Regions from separate parts of the Homo sapiens genome. Here regions 1 and 2 are each linked to region 3. The links are chromatin loops, found by intact Hi-C in ENCODE. Cell type or tissue: PC-3. All regions are shown on one strand.

Evidence for each region. Peaks named below come from ENCODE experiments on the same cell type or tissue, not always from the same donor. Only the 100,000 strongest peaks of a DNase experiment are listed, where the experiment ranks them.
Region 1: a loop joins it to region 3, with 21 times the contacts of the local background. A loop is called at or near these places in 18 of 110 quality-filtered maps.
Region 2: it touches region 3 in a loop (2.2-fold over the local background); 7 of 110 quality-filtered maps call a loop at or near these places.

Annotation. Positions count from the first base shown.
Region 1 is chr17:66,160,946-66,168,945 of GRCh38, forward strand. All of the region lies in intron 4 of CEP112 (centrosomal protein 112), which reads right to left. Among named protein-coding and RNA genes, the nearest start is that of CEP112, 27 kb to the right of the region's middle. In PC-3, a CTCF peak has its summit at 4,792 (motif pointing left); a DNase peak (open chromatin) is centred at 4,796.
Region 2 is chr17:65,289,374-65,297,373 of GRCh38, forward strand. No RefSeq gene overlaps it. Among named protein-coding and RNA genes, the nearest start is that of RGS9, 160 kb to the left of the region's middle. In PC-3, a CTCF peak has its summit at 4,980 (motif pointing right); a DNase peak (open chromatin) is centred at 5,018.
Region 3 is chr17:65,451,189-65,459,188 of GRCh38, forward strand. It overlaps LINC02563 (long intergenic non-protein coding RNA 2563), which reads left to right and starts at 6,353. Exons shown (of 3, transcript NR_131984.1): 1 at 6,353-6,526; 2 at 6,846-6,928; 3 at 7,201-7,220. RefSeq lists an enhancer at 4,689-5,188. In PC-3, a CTCF peak has its summit at 4,948 (motif pointing right); no DNase peak of the experiment used is centred here; H3K27me3 peaks cover 217 bases.

The DNA.
Region 1 (8,000 bases), 710 kb after region 3:
ACAAGACTAATATCCAGAATCCACAAGGAACTTAAAGAAATTTACAAGAAAAAAAAAACATCAAAAAGTGGGCAAAGGATATGAATAGACACTTCTCAAAAGAAGGTATTTATGCCACCAACAAACATACGAAAAAAAGCTCATCATCACTGGTTATTAGAGAAATGCAAATCAAAACCACAATGAGATACCATCTCACACCAGTTAGAATGGCAATCACTAAAAAGTCAAGAAACAACAGATGCTGGAGAGGATGTGAAGAAATAGGAATGCTTTTACACTGTTGGTGGGAGTGTAAATTAGTTCAACCATTGCAGAAGACAGTGTGGAAATTCCTCAAGGATCTAGAACCAGAAATACCATTTGACCTAGTAATCTCATTACTGGGTATATACCCAAAGGATATAAATCATTCTACTATAAAGATACATGCACACGTATGTTTATTTCTGCACTGTTCACAATAGCAAAGAATTGGAACCAACCCAAATGCCCATCAATAATAGACCGGATAAAGAAAATGTGGCACATATACACCATGGAATACTATGCAGCCATAAAAAAAAGGATGAGTTCATGTCCTTTGCAGGGACACGGATGAAGCTGGAAACCATCATTCTTAGCAAACTAACACAAGAACAGAAAACCAAACACCGCATGTTCTCACTCATAAGTGGGAGTTGAACATGAGAACACATGGACACAGGGAGGGGAACATCACACACCGGGTCTGTCAGGGGATTGGGGGCTAGGGGAGGGATAGCACTAGGAGAAATACATAATGTAGATTATGGGTTGATGGGTGCAGCAAACCACCGTGGCATGTGTATACCTATGTAACAAACCTGCACATTCTACACATGTATCCCAGAACTTAAAGTATATTAAAAAAAAGAATAAAAAAACTCTGCACGAATTTAAAAATAAGTAAATACATATCACATTACACTGTAAAAAAAAAACTTAAAGTATAATTTTCTTAAAAATCAGATGCAGAACTGTGAGTCAATAAATTCTGTTCATTATAAATTACCCAATCTCAGGTATTCTCTTACGGCAGCACGAAATGGACCAAGACACAAGTGAAAGTGAAAATGCAAGCCACAGAGTGAAAAAAGATATTTGCAATACATATATTCAACACAGAATTAGTATCCAGAATATACAAAGACAAATCGACAGTGAAAAGACAGACAAACCATTTTTTCCATACTTAAAAAAGATCAAAGACTCAACCAGAAACTTCACATAAGAGGATATCCAAATCATCGATAAACATTAAAAAAGATCTTGATATCATTAGTCATGAAGGAAAATGCAAATTCAAACTATACATCTGCCATACCAGAATTGCTAAAATTATTAAAAACTTACAAACCGAGTTTCAGCAAGGATGGAGAGCCATGGGAACTTTCAATCTTGCTAGTGGAAATGTAAACTGGTACAGCCACTTTGAGAAATTTTATCAGCAGTGCCTACTATGATTACACTTCTAAGTCAACACTCAAAAAAATGTGTATACTTGTGTACTAAGAGACATGTAAAAGAGTATTCACAGTAGAATCACTTGTAATGTCAAAAACCAAAAGTCCAACCATGGTACAATGGATATATAAATTGTGATATATTCATACAATAATTTTAAAAATCCATTGCTAAATGCAACAACATGGATCAATCTCACAACATAATGTTGAGCAAAAGAAGACAGAAACAAAAGGGAACACGCTTTATGAATCAAAAACAATGAAAACGAATCTATGGTAACATAATACAGAATAGTGGTTCCTTCTTCAAGAGGTGATAAATGACTGGGAGAGAGCAAGAAAGAGTTTCTGGGGAGGTAGCTATATTCTCTATCTTGACCTGGAAAGAGATTTCACAGATATATACATTTTGTAAAACTTCATCAAGCTTTACACTTTGATGTGTCTTGTTGTATGTGTGTTGTATTTTGATTTTAACATTTTACCAAAAGACAAAGAATGAACTATAGCTATATTTATTAACATGGATAAATCTGAAAAATATGATGAGTTAAAGGAGCAAGTCTCAAAATAATATATACAGTATGATTCCACTTACATGAAATTCAAAATAGAGAGGTAAATAACTGATTAACACAAAATACAGGACAGTAATTTCCTCTCAAGCAAAGGGAAGAGGCAATCGGAGAAGGGTACCCAGCGGTCTTCTGGAGAACTGTAATATACTATTTATTGGCTAGGTTGAAAGTATAGAAATGCTTATCTTCTAGTGGCTCTTTAAAGTGTACCTATGCACTGTACATGTTTTTTGCATGCATGCTATGTTTCACAGCTGTAAAATATTTTAAGAGTAATACAACTACTGAATTACAAATTATCAGAAAACCAAAATGAGAACTTCTGATTTTCTGTCTTTTCATTTATCTGAGCAGCAGGTAATATTGTTATATACCATCTGCAGAACAGTCTTCTTTGGGTATATTACTAAATATACTTATGAAACATAAAAATAAATAACAATTAATAATCCAGTAAAGTATCAAATAATGCTGAAAATTAAAAAATGAAAATAACTTCCAAAAATCCACAACATACTTATTTTAATTTTTCAAAAAGAACTTTATTAGAAAGAAAAAGAAAACTAAATGAAAAAAAATGAGATGCTTAACAAAACTAGAAAAAGGTGAGCACAGATCCATAAACACTTTAAGACTTCGTATTTCCAACTACTTACTTTAAAATGGCACACTTGATTTTAAAACTTAAAAATAAAAACAAATTTAAAAATCGTACATTTAAATCATTGTTTATTAATATATCTCTGACTTAGAACACTCAATATTTAAATTTCATTAAAATTAAATGTTAAAATATAAGCTGTTATCCATTTTTGTTTATTAAAAAGGACAACCCAAACTGTTCAATATTACCTGACAAACAGAAACTTGTGAAATTAAAAGATGTCATTACAAAGCCTCACTCATTAAAAGAAAGAAAAAGAGAAATGTGACTAAATTGTCAGAAAGCTGACTTACTGGGGGAGAAAAAAGCCTAAATGGCCCAAGGACCATTATTTTCAAAGCTGCTCCATCCCAGTTACAAATAGTTGCCACTTGGCCTCATCTTAGTAAATACCTAAGAGTGACATTTAATTAGCACATTAATGTTGAAAATTAATGAGTAGCTAAGAGGTTTTATATGTGTGAAATGTTGTATTTTATTGTGTACTCTAACAAGCAGTTTTCACTTCTCATTTATGTAGCAGTCCTATTTCTAGAGTACAAGGTTAAGTGTCTATCAGCAAGTGTCCATTGTATAAAAGATTGTCAAATTAGTCAGATTTGGCCAGGCACAGTGGCTCACGCCTGTAATCCCAGCACTTTGGGAGGCCAAGGCGGGAGGACCATTTGAGGTCAAGAGTTGGAGCCCACCCTGGCCAACATAGCAAGACCCCGTCTCTACCAAAAATACAAAAATTAGCCAGGCGTGGTGGCGGGCACCTGTAATCCCAGCTACTCGGGAGGCTGGGGCAGGAGAATCACTGAACCCAGGAGGCAGAGGTTGCAGTGAGGGGAGATCGCGCCACTGCACTCCAGCCTGGGCGACAGTGCGAAACTCTATCTCAAAAAAAAAAAAAAAAAAATGGCCAGCATGGTAGCTCATGCCTGTAATCCCAGCACTTTGGGAGGCCGAGGCATATGGATCACAACGTCAGGCATTCAAGACCAGCCTGGCCAAGATGGTAAAGCCCCGTCTCTACTAAAAATACAAAAATTAGTTGGGCGTGGTGGCAGGCGCCCGTAATCCCAGCTATTCAGGAGGCTGAGGCAGAGAATTGCTTGAACACAGAAGGCAGAGGTTGTGGTGAGCCGAGATCGTGCCATTGCACTCCAGCCTGGGCAACAAAGTGAAACTCCATCTCAAAAAAAATATATATATATATACACACATATATGTGTGTGTGTGTGTGTGTGTGTGTGTGTGTGTGTATATTTATTTATAAACAGTTTCTTTTTTGTTAGTAGGAGCTCCTCTGACAGCAGAAATTGACCAAGAGCAACTAGATGTTGATCATGGGTGATCATCACCAAAAAAGGGAGCTGCCCGTGAAATGCAAGTAAGCACAGAAGAAAGGTCTCCCATGTGGCAGAGCCAGTTTCTATGCACCAGCACCCAAGCCCTAGTCCCCATTCCTACCCCACATCCCCACCGAGACAGAGAACAGGCCACCAGCTCTCCATCTGGTCAGTCAGGTTTTGCAATGGCCAAGCAGAAGATTCGGATCTGGTACTGTTCTGCCCAACACAGTAGCCCCTAATCACATGTGGCTATTTAAGTTAATTAAAATTAGAAATTCAGTTTTTCAATCACACCAGCCACATTTCAAGTGTTCAATAGTCACGTTTACTGGTGGCGACTGTATTGGACAGTGCCGCCTATAGAACATTACCATCAGAAAGTTCTATTGAACAGTACTGCTGTAGAACACATATCTGCCCAAACATCAGGGTTATTCACAAATAAAATGAATGTACTTTTGGCAGGTAATATTTAAGAAGGTTTTACTAAGAAGGAAAGGTATTGATTGGCTCCTTGCTAAATTATCCAACAATTTCAGGAGGAGCAATTTATAATGTTATATAGTATCATTTACATATAAAAGTGGAGTTTAACAAAGTAAAAAGATTCTTTTGCATGCCCAGACTAAAAAATTAAATCAATATTTTTAAAGTGAAAAATGTTTGCTCACATAGATTAACTTCTTCAACCACAAGTGGGTTTTCATTATACTTGATCACCATCTGCTGGCCATGTTATTAAACTGCACACACAAATGAAATGCTAGCTATATTGGGGTAAGACATACAGAATCCCAGCTTTTTGCCACAATGCATTCCTGGAAAACCATATCATAAAGAGGATCATTATAAAGCAAGTCACATTTTCCATAAGGGCAGGACCATAATTAGAATCTTCATTCCAAACTAAAATCTAGCATCAAATAACCCATGGCAAAATCTCATTAAAGCAAAGATGTAAAAACTATAGTCCTCTATAATTATTTAAAATAGGATAATTATTCTCCAAGTTCTTTCTTACAGGTATGAACACATGTATTATTTAGATGACCCAACATGAGTTAAAAGATAAATATAATTTATATAAAATTAGCCTAAATCTGATATGGTAAAAATAGTAGGTAGTTAATAATAATTATTTGCACTCTCCTAGAAATCCTAAGCAATCTGGTGTAGGCTCCTAATAAAATGGCACCTAATTAAATGCCTTCTTTTTCATCAATAAATTCCTCTCAAATAAGCAGAAGCAACGTGTTTCTTCCATTGTAAAGCAGTGTTTAAAGGTCAGGGTTTATTTAACATTACTCCTCTTCACCCTACCCTAACTTTTAATCAAAGTTTTCAGTAAAAATAATAAGTGCTATTAAATCATTTTTTTACATCTTTCCCTATCCCAGAACCTCACTGCACTTTGGTGATAAGCTACCAGACCACGTATACTTCACTGAAAAGACATAAAATTACTACAAGCCATTAACAAGAAGCTTCAAAACATTTTTCACAGAATTGTAAAGCAAGAATACAACCTATTACTTTTGTGTTCTTTGAGATAAAGCATGAAGAATATATAGATGATGTGAACTAAAATCAAAATATTAGTTACCAGCCGAGCACGGTGGCTCACACCTGTAATCCCAGCACTTTGGGAGGCCGAGGGAGGGGGATCACCTGAGGTCAGGAGTTCGAGACCAGCCTGGCCAGCACGATGAAACCTCGTGTCTACTAAAAATAAAAATAAAAAAATTAGCCAGGCGTGGTGGCACACGCCTGTAATCCCAGCTACTCAGGAGGCTGAGGCAGAAGAATCGCTTGAACCCGGGAGGCAGAGGTTGCAGTGAGCCGAGATCGTGCCACTGCACTCCAGCCTGGGTGACAGAGCAAGACTCCATCTCAAAAAAAAAAAAAAAAAAACACACAGTTACTTAGGCAGCTTCAAATATATGGCGTGAAAAAATGTAAACAATGAGGCCAGCCACTGTGTGTTCCTTCTATCCTTGAAAAAGAGGCCTATTACATTGTTTAAAGATTCCTATAAAGCCTCTTTTAAAATAGAATTACCATTCTTTATTTTGATATTGTGCAGGATTCATACTTACAATCATAACCTTTCTGCAGAGTCATAATTTATTTTTCTCAGGGAATACAAAATGACTTTTAGTAACTGAAAATAATTAATGACCAACAGACTTTAAGATAATACCCTTTGGGAGGATTAGTAATTAGGGAAGCAAAAGCATGGTCAAACAATCTAACAAGCAAGGCCCTGATGAACTATTACAATAATGATCACCATACCAGTGATGATGGTGGTAGCCGCAGCTAACACTTAACAGGCCCTCTGTCAAGGGCTCTACACGTCTTATTTCACTTTGTCCTTACAACTCCATTTGCAAATGGAGATAGTGGTAGTACTAACCCCGAAGTTAGTACTACCACTATCTCCATTTACGAGTGATGAAACTGGGGTTTAGAGAAATTAAGTAACTTGCCTGAGGACAGATGGTTGCCAAGTGTCAGAAGTGGAATGTGAACAAAGGCAAACTGCTTTCTTTCAGCTCAACCTAGAAATAACCAAAAACAAAGGTATAGCTGCCCAGGATTGCTGACGCAGCACAAGTGGAAAAAAACAGATAAAACTGAAATTTCCATATTTGCTGCATAAAGTACTTATGCCTATATGATACACTAGAAAGAACATGGGTGTGAAATCATAAGGCCCTGCATTCCAATATTGGATCCATCACTGGAAAAGTCACTGGACTTTCCTGAAGCTGTTATCTTGTCTATAAATACAAAAGGGCAATGATGTCAGCCTCACTGGACTATAGAGAGGATTCAATCTGATGACTTGGAAAAGATTTCTAGAACAGTACCTAGCATGCAGTAGGAGATCCATAAATGGTATGACTTGCCTCACTTGGCCTCTGCTTTCACAAATTAGAAATACAAGTGGAATCCACAAACATTTATTTACTAGAAAATTTTTTATTTTTATGTTTAAATGTATATATATCTGTTATACAAATTTATTAATTTGCAATGTGTATGCACAAACATTTTAACAAGATGATATTTCAGAAGGCAACTGAACAGTATCTATCAAAATAAGAGTGTGATTATTAGAAATACCATAGACACATTTTTTTTACAAGAACGTTTTTAAATGTACACTCCAAACTAGTCCAAATCCCTAAAGCTAACCACCTTTAACAGTTTCATGTGTGGTACCCAGAAAGATTCCCTGCACACGAACACATATGTATCCACAGAGCCTCTAAAACACATATACACAAACACAAACGGAAGCTTCCTATACTTTATGTACTTCTTTTTAACTTTATCCTATTAGATCTTGCCATAATAACCTATATATATGTGTGTGTATATATATGTGTATATGTGTGTGTGTGTGTATATATATGTATATATATGTGTGTGTATATATGTATATGTGTGTGTATATATGTATATATGTGTGTGTGTATATATATGTATATATGTGTGTGTATATATATGTATATATGTGTGTGTGTGTGTATATATATATATATTTTTAACCATTGCACAAGATGTTGAACCAACTAATAACTCCACCAACAAAGCAATTTCTCACCTAGGAGTCCATAATAGCCCAAAACAGATGCAGGCATATAATAATCCTTCTTGATATTCTAACTGATAATTTGGCATCTTGAAATCATGGACCAAACTAACAGCCAAAGTTGTCCACATCCTTACCATTCCTGTCTTTTTGTGGGCACTTGGAAATTATATTACAAACCCTCCAACTACAAACCCCAACATCGGTATTTCACTTTCTGTCCAATAGGGAACATCCCACCACTATATAAAAAGGCTCTCACCCATGCTTCTCCTTGCTACTTCTGCCTCCTGACCAACCCTTGTGCTTCTCCACATGGCCTGCATGGTGTGG
Region 2 (8,000 bases), 160 kb before region 3:
TTTTTTTTTTTCAGGCTTTGCTTTCTAGAGGGCCCAGTCCAAAACAGTGGTCAAATAAGATTAGGAATCATCCAGCACTTTGGGAGGCCGAGGCAGGCGGATCAAGAGGTCAGGAGATCAAGATCCTGGCTAACATGGTGAAACTCCGTCTCTACCAAAAATACAAAAAAAATTACCTGGGCGTGGTGGCGGTCGCCTGTAGTCCCAGCTACTTGGGAGGCTGAGGCAGGAGAATGGCATGAACCCGGGAGGCAGAGCTTGCAGCAAGCCGAGATTGCACCACTGCACTCCGGCCTGGGCGACAGAGCAAGACTCCTTCTCAAAAAAGAAAAGAAAAGAAAAAAAAAGATTAGGAATCGTACATACTTTACCCTGCTCCTCACCTAGAGGGCAGGTTGCAATGCCCATAAGCACGTCAAAGGCCCTGAGAAGTTCTGCGGTGGAAAAAAAACCCAAACACCTGTTTAACTTATAAGGTAATGTTTACTGGACACTTACTCAATGACAAACAGGATTCTAAGAACTTTACATGTATTAATTTGTTAACATTCCTACTACAACCCTCTGAGCTAGGAATTATTATCCCATTTCACAAATAGGGAAACTGAGGCATGGAGCTGTTAAGTAACTTGTCTAAGGTAATACAGTTAACAAGTAGAAAAGCCTGGGTTCTAATCCAGGAAGGCTGGCTCCAGAGTGAGTGCTCATAATCACCATGCTATATACATACTTTGCTTCATCTCTTATTTTTTGATGATGGATTGTTTTTAATTGGATTCACCTGTTAACATCAACTGAACTGGTTCTACTGAAAAGTTTGCTGTTTACAGTAGGAGTTTATCTTGATTTCCTGCACAGATGTCATGCAACCAGCAATGATCTTTCTGCCCTTATCTGCACAGAGGCCTAGCCCAACCCCCTGATTAGCGCATAACTTTGCACTACAATAAACACTCTGAGGAAGGGAAGGAAGGAACAAAGGAAGGAAAGGTTGTCCTTATAAAAAGACCAGGGCCCCTGTCTTAAAAGAAGAAACCCTGGGTAGAAATTCAGTAGCATTTTCAATTTCTGGTTAAGGCCCAGCCCTCAAGTTGACAGTGAAAGCCTTCTTCTAGTACATGCACGGCCATCAGTTGCTCTACTTCTTTGTGGCTTCTAAACATGGGCATTGCCAAGAAGAAAACTAGGAAGGTCTGCTGTGATGATGAGGCATGATCCCCTGGTTTCTGGGAGTGAAGCTGCCAGGTACAGTTGCATAGGTTGTATACCGCACAACTGTAGCGGGTACTGTTCACATCGTTTTCATTGAACACTTGCCCTGCATGGGAACTACACTGTGTGGCAATTGCAATGCTGAGGTTTGGGTGGGGTGGAGTGAGAGTAATTGCAGGACTAAAATCATTACAAACACAATCTGTCTTATCAGGGTGTAGTCCGTGCCATATCACAAAGCACCAGGAAGTTCTGACACTGGCGCCTGGAAACTTGCCCTGTCTGAGGCGAGACCTGGGTTCCAGTGGGAGTGTCTGAGTGGCATCTCCCTGACCACACGGCATGGGGCACTCGCTTCCTCTAGCATTATGTGGAGCTCTGACTTGCCTCTATGGACATTTGGGGCCAGATCATCCTTTGTTGTAGGGGTCTGTCCTGTGCATTGTAGGATGTTCAGCAGCATCCCTGCTCCCTACCCCCAAGATGCCAGTAGCACCCCTCATCCCAAGTTGTGCAACCAAAACTGTCCCTAAACATTGCCAAATGTCCTTGAGAGGAGCCAAATCACCTGGGTTTGAGAAACAACACTGTAGAGGTTAGCTCAGTGTTCTCTCATACAGTCACCACTAGCCACATGTGACTTTTTTTTTTTTTTTTTTTGAGACAGAGTCTCACTCTGTCCTCCAGGTTGGAATGCAGTGGTGAGATCTCGGCTCACTGCAACCACCATCTCCCAGGTTTAAGCGATTCTCCTGCCTCAGCCTCCTGAATAGCTGGGATTACAGGTGCCCACCACCATGCCTGGTTAATTTTTGTATTTTCAATAGAGACAGGGTTTCACCATGTTTCACCATGTTGGCCAGGCTGGTCTCGAGCTCCTGACTTCGGCTGATCCGCCCATCTCCCAAAGTGCTGGGATTACAGGCATGAACCACCACTCCCGGCCCACATGCAACTTTGGAGCACTTGAAACGTGTCTGGTCCAAACTGAGATGTACTCTAAGTGTAAATTATACACCAGATTTCAAAGAGTTAGTGCACAAAAATGTAAAAGATCTCAATAATAATCTTTAAACATTGATTACACGTCAAAAAGAATATTCAGGATACATTGTGCTAATTAAAATATGTTACTTCAACTGTTTCTTTTTAAAACTTTTTAAAATGTGGCTCCAAGAAGGCTAAATATTACATGCATTCCTTGCATTAGATCTCTACTGGGCAGTGCTGATTTAGCTCTCCTCCACTTGTATTAGTCCTTTAGGCAACATTGTGAAGTCAGTTTCCTGGGGCTGCCTCTCTCTTACCCTAGCCTTTCCCCTCCCCAATTCCTAGAGAAACTTCTGCTGCATCTTGGCACTCTAAGTTGAGATTTTTTCATTTTATTTACTTATTTATTTTTTTGAGACAGTGTTTCACTCTTGTCACCCAGGCTGGAGTGCAGTGGCACAATCTTGGCTCACTACAACCTCCGCCTCCCAGGTTCAAGCAATTCTCCTGCCTCAGCCTCCCGAGTAGCTGGAATTACAGGCGTGTACCAACAAGCCTGGCTACTTTTCATATTTTTACTAGAGACGGGGTTTCGCCGTGTTGGTGAGGCTGGTCTGGAACTCCTGATCTCAAGTGATTCAACCATCTGGGTCTCCCAAAGTGTTGGGATTGCAGGCGTGAGCCACTGTGCCCAGCCCCTAAATTGAGATTTTTACTGATCATCCTCAGATGATCTTTAAAAAGATGGTCTTTGGAAAGATGGTCTTTGAAATTTCACCCCATCAAAAGCACTAAGGAGGAAGGATTCAATCAGCCTGCTCCTCCACACTAACTGGTCACACCCCTGTCCCATGGGCATCTGCATTTTGTGCCACCCGGTCACGCGGTCCTGTTGTTTTTGCCACCCTGGTACCGCTCCATCAGTTTCTCAACCACTGTTCCTGACTCTCATCTTTTCTGCAAACTACCAGACGCATTGCTCTAATCCTATTCACCCCTCTTTAACAATTTTCGATGGCTCTCTCGTGACACCCGGAGGAGGAAGCCCTGACTCATTCGCTGGAGCTTCAAAGCCCATTGCAAACTGGCCACAATCCCCCTTCAGGAGGCCATCATCATCACGGGCTTTACTTCCTGTTCCAACCAAATGGGTACACTTCCTTGCACTGTTCGCCTCTTCCTCACTTGGCATCCTGCCCTCCTTATTTCTGCCCATCAAAACCTATTTACCTGTTAGGACCCTTTTAAATCCCTCTTCTTCCCAGAAGCCTTCAGGGTTTCCATGGTGACCTTTCTTATCTTTAGGACATGTCGGCACCAATTAATTGGGAACGTTCATCCAATTGTCTTGAGGACACTCTGGTATCAAACTGATCTTAATAGACTGTATCACTCCTTAGCTTTGCATCTTTGTTCAGTTAATTTTTTTAAAGAGATAAGGTCTCAATCTGTTGCCCAGGCTGGAGCGCAGTGGAGTGATCAGGGTGCACTGTTGTTGAATTCCTGGGCTCAAGCAATCCTCCCTCCTTAGCCTTCCAAGTAGCGGGGACTGTAGGTGTGAGCAACCATGCCCAGCTATTTTAAAAATGTTTCTGTAGAGATGGGGTCTCACTGTGTTGTCCAGGCCGGCCTCAAACTCCTGGGCTCAAGTGATCCTCCCATTTCAGCCTCTCAAAGCTCTGGGATTGCAGGCCTGAGCCACCATGCCTGGCTAATGTTTTTCATTTCTTTAGCTCTTCTTCACTCTTCAAATGTCTGAAAGACTTCTGTGTGTTTTAGATCTTCTGTAAACACTGCTTATTAAGTTTGTAAAGTACTTGCCTTATGTGAATATACTCACTGGAATAACTAGAGAGCGTATTTTAAAGTGAGGGATCATCCTCCCACATTGGAGAGAGATGGTGATCTATTTAAGCTTCTTGCTATTCCCTAAAACCTCCACACTGTACATGCCACATCTGTGGATTCAGAAATATTTCTTAGTTAGTTTAATGGGGAATGCGGCCCCCATTCAGAAGAACAAATCCAATGGGAGTTGGTTCTGGTAGAGACAGCTGTCCACCACAACTATGCATGGCCGGGCCCAGCCCAAATGTCCTTCCCTCCGCTGATAGGGGTCTTGCTGGCCATGGTGGCCCCCAGTCTTTGGCAGCACATCTGAGGAACAATCTCCTTTGCTGTCTTTTAGGTTAGTGATTTCCTACGAAGCGGCTGTCCCCTCTTCTGCATCCAACTTGTCGCTCATTATTTGAACCGGCAAATGATGGCAATTAACCAGAATGGGGGCCTCATTTCTCTGCATCAAGTGGTGCCAGCCTTGGATGAGGAGTTGTAAACCTGATTCAAAGGGAGGGAGGAGAGACAGCGTGCCCAGGAGGGTGGGCCTTCCAGAATCACACGCCCCACATCAAATAACAAATCAACCTGCCCTAAGCGGTTATTTCTCTCTATTTGCATTACAGAAAAGCCACCCTCCGTTTATTTGGCTGTGAATGGCCCTGCCTCCAGCCTTCCTGGCAACTTTGCCAAGCTGGGATCAGCCTCGTGCAGGGGGCTGGTGCTTTGCCGTCAAAATTACCCCTTCCCTTTTGCTTCTGTGTTCAGGGCAGGACAGGAGGAAGACGAAGGTCCTCCCAGGCCTTTTTTAGGGACCCGTCCAGCTTGGCCTAAAAGCAGCGAAGAACCCACAGGAAACTCTACCAAATGGTTCTGCTCACCAGGCTCTCGGTGGAATGGGGGCCCTGAGCCACGTTCCTGGGTTTCCAGGGGCCTGTGCTCAGAGCAGCCAGTAGGTGTCTCCATCACACACTATTCGAGGACTCGCACCAGAGCAGACGTAGATAAGGCCTTCAGCTCTTACCCAGGTTGCTCAGGGAGGCTCTGGGGGTTCCTCAGGCACTGTCTTCTTGGGAGGAAGCAGGAGAGGGCATTTTAGGGATTGGGAGAGGAGCGAAGACTAGGCAGGCAGGACCAAGTGTGAAGGGATGGAGGGAAGGGCAAGTGCAGGTTTGCACAGTGGAAGAGGAGCTGGAAGGTGGAGCAATTCCCGCTGGGGAAAGGTGGGGAGAAGTGGGGAGGGAGGAAAAGGCTGAGGGCAGGCAGGATTTACAGAGGAGTTCAGTACACAGCCCCTGGAGGAAGGGCTGGGGCTGGGTTTGCACTGAAGTTCTAGCTCTTACTGGCTGTGGGGCTTTAGGAAAGTGATTCAACCTCTCTGCTGCCACTCACTCATCTATAATTGAAGACCCTACTACCACATAGAGGTGTTGGGCTATTTAAGTGAGAGTCCACATGAATAGTGCCTGCCGCCTAGTAAGCACTCAGTACATCTGAGTTATTTCTTATTAATTCGACAAGATGTTCAGGAGAAGCTGGTGCAAACTTGCGTGGCTCCTGCCCCACTTGCCCGCTCCTCACCCCCCCTTAAAGAAGCAAGAGGAGGCTGGGTGCGGTGGCTCATGCCTGTAATCCCAGCACTTTGGGAGGCTGAAGCGGGCACATCACTTGAGGTCAGGAGTTCAAGACTAGCCTGGCCAACATGGTGAAAGCCCGTCTCTACTAAAAATACAAAAATTAGCTGGGCTTGGTGGCAGGCACCTGTAATCCCAGCTACTCAGGAGGCTGAGGCAGGAAAACCTCTTGAACCTGGGAAGCGGAGGTTGCAGTGAGCCGAGTTCATGCCACTTCACTCCAGCCTGGGAAACAGAGCGAGACTCTGTCTCAGAAAAAAAAAAAAAAAAAAAAAGCAGCAGCTGGAAAACTTGGAAGCCAGATCTATTCAAACCAGCAGGACCTGTGGTGATGTTACTCAAGGGGTCCCTAAGGGACTGGCACAAGTCAGGGTGGAGCTATTATTTTAGTGGCATCATAGATGACAAGGGGATCCCCAATGATGGAAAGCAGCAAATGACTGCTCAGCTTTGAAGAAGGAAATGAGAGCAGACCAGCCTGTTAGCCAATGGCCAGCAGGCTTAGCCTTCTTTGAGAAGATGCTAGAATTGAACACCAACTATCTAAGGGACACAGGGGTGATGTAGCTTAGGGACAAAGAGCAGGAGCTCTGCTATAGTAAAGGCCTCAGCTCTTTGTCCCTAAGCTAAATAAATACTAAGGCTATAACTGGTTATGTGGCTGTAGGGCAAGTGACTTCAACCACTACAGTGCCTACTACCCCCCATGAGGGTGTTGTAAGGATCCAATGAGTTAGTATGTGTGAAGGGCTAAATAAATGAGGACTATTACTGTGAGACAGGAGGGAATAACCAAATGATGTTGTAAAGACCACACTGTCCCAGCCAAATCATTTACATTCATTTTTGCTTAAGGAGAAAACGTGGAAGGTTGGGGCTACAAGGGGAATCTGATCACTTTGCTGAACCAAAACCCAGAAAAAAGAAAATTATCAAGGTCATAAGCTCATTAAGAGCGAAGGAGGGACCGGGTCTCCTGAGTTTAAATACTTTAAGAAATTACTATTACTCTTCATCCTGATGTCAAGATATAATCTATGACAGTATTTCCCCAAATGTTTCTTAAAGGAATAGTCATAGGTTCTTCTAGAAACAGGATCTTATGGATTATTACATTTGGGGAATGCTGAATTAGAAAAAAATTTACATAGATTTTTTTAAATTGTAGGACTTCTCAGAGCCTTTTTTTAAATTTTTTTATTTTATTTTATTTTTTTTAGAGGAGTCTTGCTCTGTTGCCCAGGTTGGAGTACAGTGACACGATCTCGGCTCACTGCAACCTCCATCTCCCAAGTCAAGTGATCTCTGGCTCATTTTTGTATTTTTAGTAGAGACAGGGTTTTACCATGTTGGCCAGGCTGGTCTCGAACTCTTGACCTCAAGTGATCTGCCCACCTCGGACTCCCAAAGTGCTAGGGTTACAGGCGTGAGCCACCACACTCGGCCTTCTCAGAGTCTTTAATATGTCTAAACACATTGTGACTTTAAAAATTAATAGATTTTTAAGTTGCAGGACTTCTCAGAGCATTTAATATGTCTACACACATTGTGACTTTCCTAGACACCAGTATAGGGAAAAGCATTTCTCAAAGGAATAAACCATGCTACTCTTGTTTTCCTGGAATATCTCATGGAGCTAGTATTCATGGAATATAGTTGGGATTACCAATACAATTGTTCCTCAGTATCCATAGGGAATAGGTTCCAGGTCTTCCCATGGATACTAAAATATGTGGATGCTCAAGTCACTTATATAAAATGATGTAGTATTTGCATGTAACCTACACACATTCTCCCATATACTTTAAATCATCTCTAGCGGCACGATCTCGGCTCACTGCAACCTTCGCCTCCAGGGTTTAAGAGATTCTCCTGCCTCAGCCTCCTGAGTAGCTGGGATTACAGACGTGCGCCACCACACCTGACTAATTTTTATATTTTTAGTGGAGATGGGGTTTTACCATGTTGGTCAGGCTGGTGTCAAACTCCTGACCTCGTGATCTGCCTGCCTCGGCCTCCCAAAGTACTAGGATTACAGGCGTGAGCCACTGCACCTGGTGTATTATTTTAAAAAATTGTTTTATTATTGTATTGTTATTTTGAATTTTTAAAAGACATTTTCAGTCTGTGGTTGGTTGAATCTAAGGATGCAGAACCTTAAGAATCAATCTAAAAGTTCTTATTACATATAAGAACTTTTGATTTCAGAATGTCTTTATGGCAGTCAAGTGTGAATAACTAGCTCTGGGATCATGCTATATTATCAGGTCTGCAAATAAGCATGTCACAGTACAATCTATGCCACTTAATCTATACTGATGAATGTAT
Region 3 (8,000 bases):
CCTCTGGGACAAAGGAATAGGCAAAGAGCAGGGCAAGAGAGAAAACAAGTAGAGACACAGAGGGCAAAGAAGGAAGAGGACAATGTTGCCCAATGCAAAAGATTCCCAGAAAGATCAACAAGAATATGCAGAAGCAAATGGAGCACCATAACATAAATGCCACAGAAGCAGGGTTTTATCTATTTTGGTCATTGCCATATCCTAGGCCTCAACTCTGTCTGCCACAGACACTCAATAAATATTACTGACTGACTAAACAAAGACTGAAAGAAGTGGGAGAAGATAAAACTAAGATACCAACGGTGAGGCAGAAGAGAGGTTTTACTCAGTTCATCCATCCATCCATTCCATCCACAAACAGTTGTTGACTCTTTTCTTTGGGCTCAGCACTATAATCATCGGGAATAAAGCCACAATCAAAAGAGCCAAGACACCCTGCTCTTGGGAAGTTCACATTCTACTTGGGAAAGACAGGTGTCATACAGGCAAGCAAAGAAAGTAAATACAAAATTTTAAAAATGCTATGAAGGAAGCGAATCAGGATTCAGTAGGGGAGAGTAATTGGGTAGGGGGCAATGAGCATGTGGTCAGAGAAGATCTGGCAGAAGAAGAGGCTGCTGTTGGAGCTAGAATAAGATGATAAGCAGTAGCCAGTTATATGAAGAGATAGTAAAAGTGCATCCCAGTCAGGGTGAACAGCAAACATGGTCTCTGCTGTGAGCTGAATGTTGTGTCACCCCAGGATTCTATGTTGAGACCTAATCCCCTATGTAATGGTATTTGGAGGTGGGGCCTTTGAGAGATAGTTAGGTCATGAGGGTAGATCCCTTATGAATTGGACCTAGTGTCCTTGTAAGAAGAGACATGCAAGAGCTGATTTCTTTCTTGGCTGTGTGAGGTTATAAGAAGGTGGCTGTCTACACACAAGGAGGAAAATGCTCACAGACACCAAATCTGCCAATGCCTTGATCTTGGACTTCCCAGCCTCCAGAACTGTGAGAAATAAATGTTTACTGTTTCAGACATTCAGTCTATGGCATTTTCATTATAGCAACCCAAACTAAGACACTCTCAAAGATGGAAATCCATTTAGGCACACAGAGGGACAGCAAACAGTCCATGTGGGTACAGTAGTGTTCAAAGCGGGGGGGCGTGTAAGGTGAAGTCCTGATGCTAGCAGGAACCAGATGGTGTAAATGGCAAGGAACTTGAGAAGATAACAGGGGTGAATAAATGATGTCATCTGACTTACTTACTTGAAAGTCACTCTTGTGTCAGGGTTGTGAAGGGGCAAAAATAGAAATGAGGAGACAACATAAGGGGACTGATGAGAGAGGACAGTGGCTTCCACCACTGCAAATGGTGGCCCTGGGGAGCAGAGAAGTGGGCAGGCTTATGACCTGCTTACTGTTATTATCGCCCTCATTTCGGAGATGAAGAAATGGAGATCTATTGAACGTACCTTGGAAAAGGAGTGGACCCATCTTGCTGAAATGTTCAAACAAACTGGAAAGGAAGAGAATAGATCAAGAACGGCTGGCATGTTCCTAGCTAAGAACTGGATGGATGGCAATGCCATAGCATGAGATGGGTAAGGGCTGATGGGGACCATGCTGAGGAGGGTGCTCCTTGGGGAGATATGCAGAGTTCCATTTAGGACTGGTTGAGTTGAGATGTCCATTGAACATCTAAATGGAGACGTCTACCCACTTGGGTGGATTGGGAGTTATGGGCCCATATGACACCATGCAGAGAGTGTAGAGAGAGAAAGCCATTGATTTAAAAACAAGGTTTTTTTAACAAGACAGTTTTTTCCAGGCCGGGCGCGGTGGCTCATGCCTATAATCCCAGCACTTTGGGAGGCCAAGGCGGGTGGATCATGAGGTCAAGAGATCAAGGCCAGCCTAGCCAATATGGTGAAACCCCGTCTCTGCTAAAAACACAAAAATTAGCTGGGGGTGGTGACACGTGCCTGTAGTCCCAGCTACTCAGGAGGCTAAGGCAGGAGAATCACTTGAACCTGGGAGGCAGAGATTGCAGTGAGCCGAGATCATGCCATTGCACTCCAGCCTGGTGACAGGGTGATACTCTGTCTCAAAAAAAAAAAAGACAGTTTTTTCCCCCTTTCAAATTAGCTAAAATGAAAAAGAATGGAAAAGACTCTGTTTCTCAGTTTTGGCAAAGATGTGGCAAAATGGACACTCTTTCAAACACGGCTACCAAGTGAGCAACAGAGCAATGTGTATTTAATGCCTTAAAAGTCAATATATCCTTAAACCCAGCAACTACAGTTCTAGGGATTTGGTGGGGAGGGGGGGATGTGGAATGTGCACAAATATGTCTATCCATCTGTATGCTCATGGTAGCTTTCTTTAAATATTGAGAAATAGAGTAGTTCAGTACAATGGAGTACCACACAGCCATTAAAAAAATGATGTGGTAAAATTTTACTATTGTGTCAGAGACAATAACGAAAGATTTTGAAATGAGCAAAGGGGTATGGAATGTCATTTGCATGGAATGCTTCGTGGCATCTAGTGGGCCCTTTGAGGTAATCTGATTCTATAGGTGTCTCCACCTTGCATTGTCTTTGATGAGGCTGTTTTGCAACTCTCCAAGTTGAAAAAAAAAAAAAAGGCAGTCATTCAAATCAATCTTATTCATAGAAATACAAATGAATTTTGCCCTAATTGTTGCTAATTGTTGTCCACCCTGCAGAAAATATGATTCCAAATGTAACATTTTATGGCCGTGGAGATAGTAACCCGCTTTGCATCTGTTAACAAATCATTTTGGATATTTCTGATGGCCTACAGGCTACAGTTTCAATGTGTCCCCTCCAAAATTCTGGTGTTAAAAATTAATGGCAAGTATGCTAGCGTTAACAGGTATGAGCCTTTAAGAGGTGATTAGGTCTTGAGGGTCTCTTGCTCGTGAATGAAATTAAGACCCTTATAAAAGAAGCTTTATATAGCAGTCAGCTCTCTTGCCCTCCACCTTCCCCACATGAGGATACAGCGTTCCTTCCCTCCAGAGGATACAGCAACGCGGTACCATCTTAGAAACAGAGACTAGGCCCTCACCAGCCTTCATCTTGGACTCCCCAGCCTCTAAAACTGAGAGAAAGTAAATTTCTGTTCTTTATAAATTAACCAGCCTCAGGCCAGGCGCAGTGGCTCATGCCTGCCGGGCATGAGCATTATAAATATTATAATTTATAATATAATATAATATAAATTATATTATTTATATAATATAAATGCTACAGACCAAGGACTGGAAAACTATGGGTTGCCAGGCAAATCTGGCCTGCCAACTATTTTTGTAAATAAAATTTTATTGGAACACAGACACGTCCATTTCTCTTCATATTGGTTTTGTACTATAGCAGCAAGGTTGAGAAGTTGCAACAGAGGCCTTATGGCCTGCAAAGCAAAGAATATTTACTATCTGGTTCTTTAATGTTAATGTTTACTGACTTCTGCTATAAATGAAAAACTATTACAAAGCAGGACTCCAAAAATGCATTTTATGTGCATACACAACACACACACACACACACACACACACACACACACACAGAGTCGAAAGTGCAGGAGGGTATAGGTATACAGTAAAACATTTTCTAGGAATCATTGTGGATTTGAACATCTTGCCTTTATACTCCACCCGCCAGTCATGACAGAATCCTCTGAATACTAAAGGGAAGTCCAACCTTAGAATTCTCATAAAATGTTTAATATAAAGTTATTTAAAATGATTCATGAAAGCTGCAAGATGGGGTGGACTTGGAATCAGGTAACTAGTTTGTCCAAGCTTGCCCAAGACTTATCCAGTTTTAAAACTAAAAAGTCCCATGCCCAGAGAACCTCATCACTCCCAGGCAAACTGGGGCCACTGATCACTCCAGCGGGAAATCGTATACTATCGTGGCTTAGGTCCTAGATCTGCTACTCACCAGCCACTTGACACCATTTACCCTGTCTAAGCTGCACTTACTTCAACTGCAAATATATACTCCCCTGTTCTGATATCACCGTGAGTATGAAGTGAGTTAGTGCATGCATGTGTGTTCAGTAAACCATGATGGCAAACAAAAAAAAAAAAGGTCATTATCACTTGGTCCCCTACATAAAATGATGCAACGGCTGGACATTGTGTGACATTACAACATAGATAGGATGAGAGGAAATTACCTAGAAGGTTGTCATGTAATTATAAGGTTACCACATAATATAATTTGTTGTCTAAACCAGGACAGTGTTGAGAGTGGAAGGGGCACCCAATAATGACATTGGCATAACAGGAGTAAACCAAGCCCATCCTGGGCAAGCCTGTACATAGTGTCAGGGACCACAGGGTAACATGGCGTTAAGGCTGGCTTCATGGGTGTCAACCTGTACAGTCACACACGGCCTCACACTCAGAGGGCCGTGTGCTTGGTTTCATGCTCTGATACTTCAGAGCGTGAAAAATTGCTCTTGAAATGCCGTCTTGAAATTCTTAATAATTTTTCAATATGGGGCCTCACGTTTTCATTTTGTGCTAGGCCCTGCAAATGATGTAACCGATCCTGCTTAGGGAGAATCCTACTGGGCAGCGAGACCAGATGGCATGACCTCTGAAACCCATTCCAGGCCTAGGCAGCTAAGCTTCCCCAAGGAGAAAGTTTCAGTTTTAACATCAGCTAGTTCAGATCCCCTGGAGTTAAAAATAACAGTCCATGATGAAGGAAAGGATGGAGGCTGGGGTCCCCAGGCGTCCTCCCTGCCCACTCAGAGCAGATACCGGCCTGCTGTGAGGAGCCTGCCAACACAAGCTCAGAGGTGCTGCTCAGGTTCCACCTCACGCCTGTTTGAACTCTGATTTCATCCGTGGCCAACTTTTCTGCAACCTGGTAAAGGCTTGGGCAACTCAGCAGCCAGATGAACCCTAGAGGGCACTGGAGTGTTAGCCATCCCTCAAAGTTAAACTTACCAATCTGGCAACCCCCAGCCCCACTAATGCTGCGAATGCCATTTATGGGGCTTTCAAGGGCAATAACTGTAAAATCCAGCTCACTGTCTTAACAAACCAGAACAAAGCCGGGTGGCATTGCCAGAGAACTGCAGCTGCTTGCACTGCAACTAAAAAGTCGATCTTAAACTCTGGGGCGAACCCTAGAAAAGACAGCAAGAAGTAAACCAATAGAAAAACCACTCCAGGTTTATTCTGGAGAAGGGAAGGGGCCGTGGACACTGACCGTTTTCAGGTTGCACCTCCCAGAGCCCCAGTCATTCCCATTAGTTACAACAGACTTTCCCAACCCCAGTGCTACTGACTTTTGGGCTGGATCACGCTTTGTTGTGGGAGCTGTCCTGTGCACTGAAGAATGTTTAGCAGTGTCCCTGCCCTCTGCCCAGAGAGGCCAGTACCACTTCCCCCACTCTCCCACACATTGTGACAATCCAAAACTGTCTCCAGACTTTGTCACATGTCCCCTGGGGTGCAAAATTGCTTTCAGTTGAGAAGACCTTGTTTACGGCATAAAAGATCGTCTACATGAATGTTGATTATGGGAATCAAATGAGTTTAGAATGGTTCATCCTCTTAGGACAGTACCTAACAAGTTAAGCACTATATAAGTATTTGTTAAATAAATGAAAAGATTGCACCCCACTACCCCCACCCAGCCCACATGCCAGCAGGAGCGCCCCACTCACCCTACATAGCAATCATTCCATGCGCTTCTCTGTGTCTCTACAGCACCTCCACCTCTATTTTTTGCTTTTGCCTCTATTTATAGCTCTGCCACTTGCTACCAGGGCAAATGTCTTCACTTCTCTGAGTTTCTCAGCTGAAAACAGAACATCTTATTCATCTCATGGAATTGTTTTGATAATTAAATGTGTTCCTGTATGACAGGCACCTGCAACAGTGGCTTGCACACAGTAGGTGCTCAGGGCCTAATGAAGAGGTATTGTTTTTACCACCCAACATTGCCTGACAGGTGTTTGAACAAAAAATGCACCTACATTGCATGGACACTGTGTGTGTGTTTAGGACTAGAAACTTGGCACTGGATTCCAAAGAACAACATGGGATTTTTCTTTCTCTTCCCTCTCTCGCTTATAAATGAGGGCACAGCTGGGTTCTGTGATAAAATGCCCAACTCCACCTGCTCTAGATGTTGCAAAGGTAAGTTTGGGCTCCTATAATTCTGCTCTGTGACACACCTGCTTCTGCAGCTCCTTCCTGGGGTGGGGAGTGGGGTGGGGACACCTGATCATAGGGTGAGCAAGCGGCTCACCAGGACCGAGGGGGTTTCAGGGAGGTGGGACTTTCAGTGCTAAAACCCAGAATGTGCTGGCCCAACCAGGATAAGTTGATCACCCTCCCTGAGAGTTTGGGATTCTATGAGGACTCCTGTCTAGAGTGCAGCGCCACTGCGAGGGTGGTCCTTTATTGTCAGAAACCTCATTCCCAGAAGGAGACATGCAGTGGAAACTGAGCGTCCTCTGCCCTGCGGTGCCCAGCTCCATTCAAGGCAAGCTTGGTCCCTCTGGCTTTCACGGGGATGTGAACACCTTGCCAGGCTCCTCTCTGCTCCTTCCTCACTCCTTGGCACTGGCCTTGGCATCCTCTAGCTGAGCCCAGGTCCTGTCCCTGAAGAGCTGCCGCCCCAGCCCCACTGCCAGCACAACCCCTCCCACCCCACCTGTCCCAGGGCCACCTGTGCTCACTTCGGCTCTATCTCTGCTTGGGGGCCACTCTAACACTGGTTCTCTTTTCACCTTAAAAAGAGTTGCTGGAACCAAACCCCAGTGACTTGTCAGCATTCACGCCACTCCTTCCAAACCCTCCAGAAAGCACACCTGTGGATGAGAGGCGCAATTAACGTTATCAGTCGTGAAGGATCAGAAGGAAAACCCAGTGGCCGTTGGGAATTGTGAGTGCCATAACCACTTCAAGCATTTGGGGTTTTGTTTTATTTTCTCTGGCCTGGAGGGGTGTGGAGAGGGGCCATATATAAGACAAAGCCAGTTTTCTCTTTTTGAGACAGAGTCTCCTTCCGTCACCCAAGCTGGAGCGCAGTGACGCAATCTCAGCTCACTGCAACCTCTGCCTCCTGGGTTCAAGCAATTCTCATGCCTCAGCCTCCCGAGTGGCTGGGACTACAGGTACACCCCATAATGCCCGGCTAATTTTTTGTATTTTTAGTAGAGATGGTGTTTCGCCATGTTGGGCAGACTAGACTCGAACTCCTGACCTCAAGTGATCTACCCACCTTGGCTTCCCAAAGTGCTGGAATTCCAGGTGTGAGCCACTGTACCCAGCCCACTTCAAATTTACCACTCCAGACCTTTGTTCTAGATGGGGAGAACTGGACCCTATGGGAAATCATACGGATCTGAAATTCACCCCGGAAACTGACCTGGGGTGAGGACAACAGGTGGAATGAAACCCCAAGCAGACCCTATAGAGGCAAGGAAGGAGATTGAGACCCTTCTGCAGAAAGCTGTTATGAGCCTAGAATTTTAACTTATGCTATTGACACCATGCCAAGCACCCAAGGAAAAGGAAAGAGAAGAACCTACACCGCCTCCTCCTTGCTAGTGAGTGAGGTAAAATGATCTGGGGAGGAAAAAAAACAAAAAAAATGAGGTGAGAAACACCAGATGGAGCAGAGAGACTGCCCAGAAATTGCTGCTTTTGTCAACCTAGATTTGTTTGCAGGTGAGTGCAGTGTTGATAGAAAGCAAGTCTATTTCCAGAGGGGATCCCCAGGATCTCCTATCAAAGAGCAAGCTCTGGAGCTAGTCCCCAGATGCAGACAGATCTACTGACCGAACCACGATCACTCCAACCCCAATCTCCCAAGAGGTTCTGAGGATACAATAGTTCTCAATCCTTAGGTACACACATTGTTCACAGGGAGTGACTCGGTGGTTATTAATGGCTTATTAGGCTGTTCTTGGAGGTAATTTACATCTCGTTTGAGCCTCTGCTTTTCAGGCATT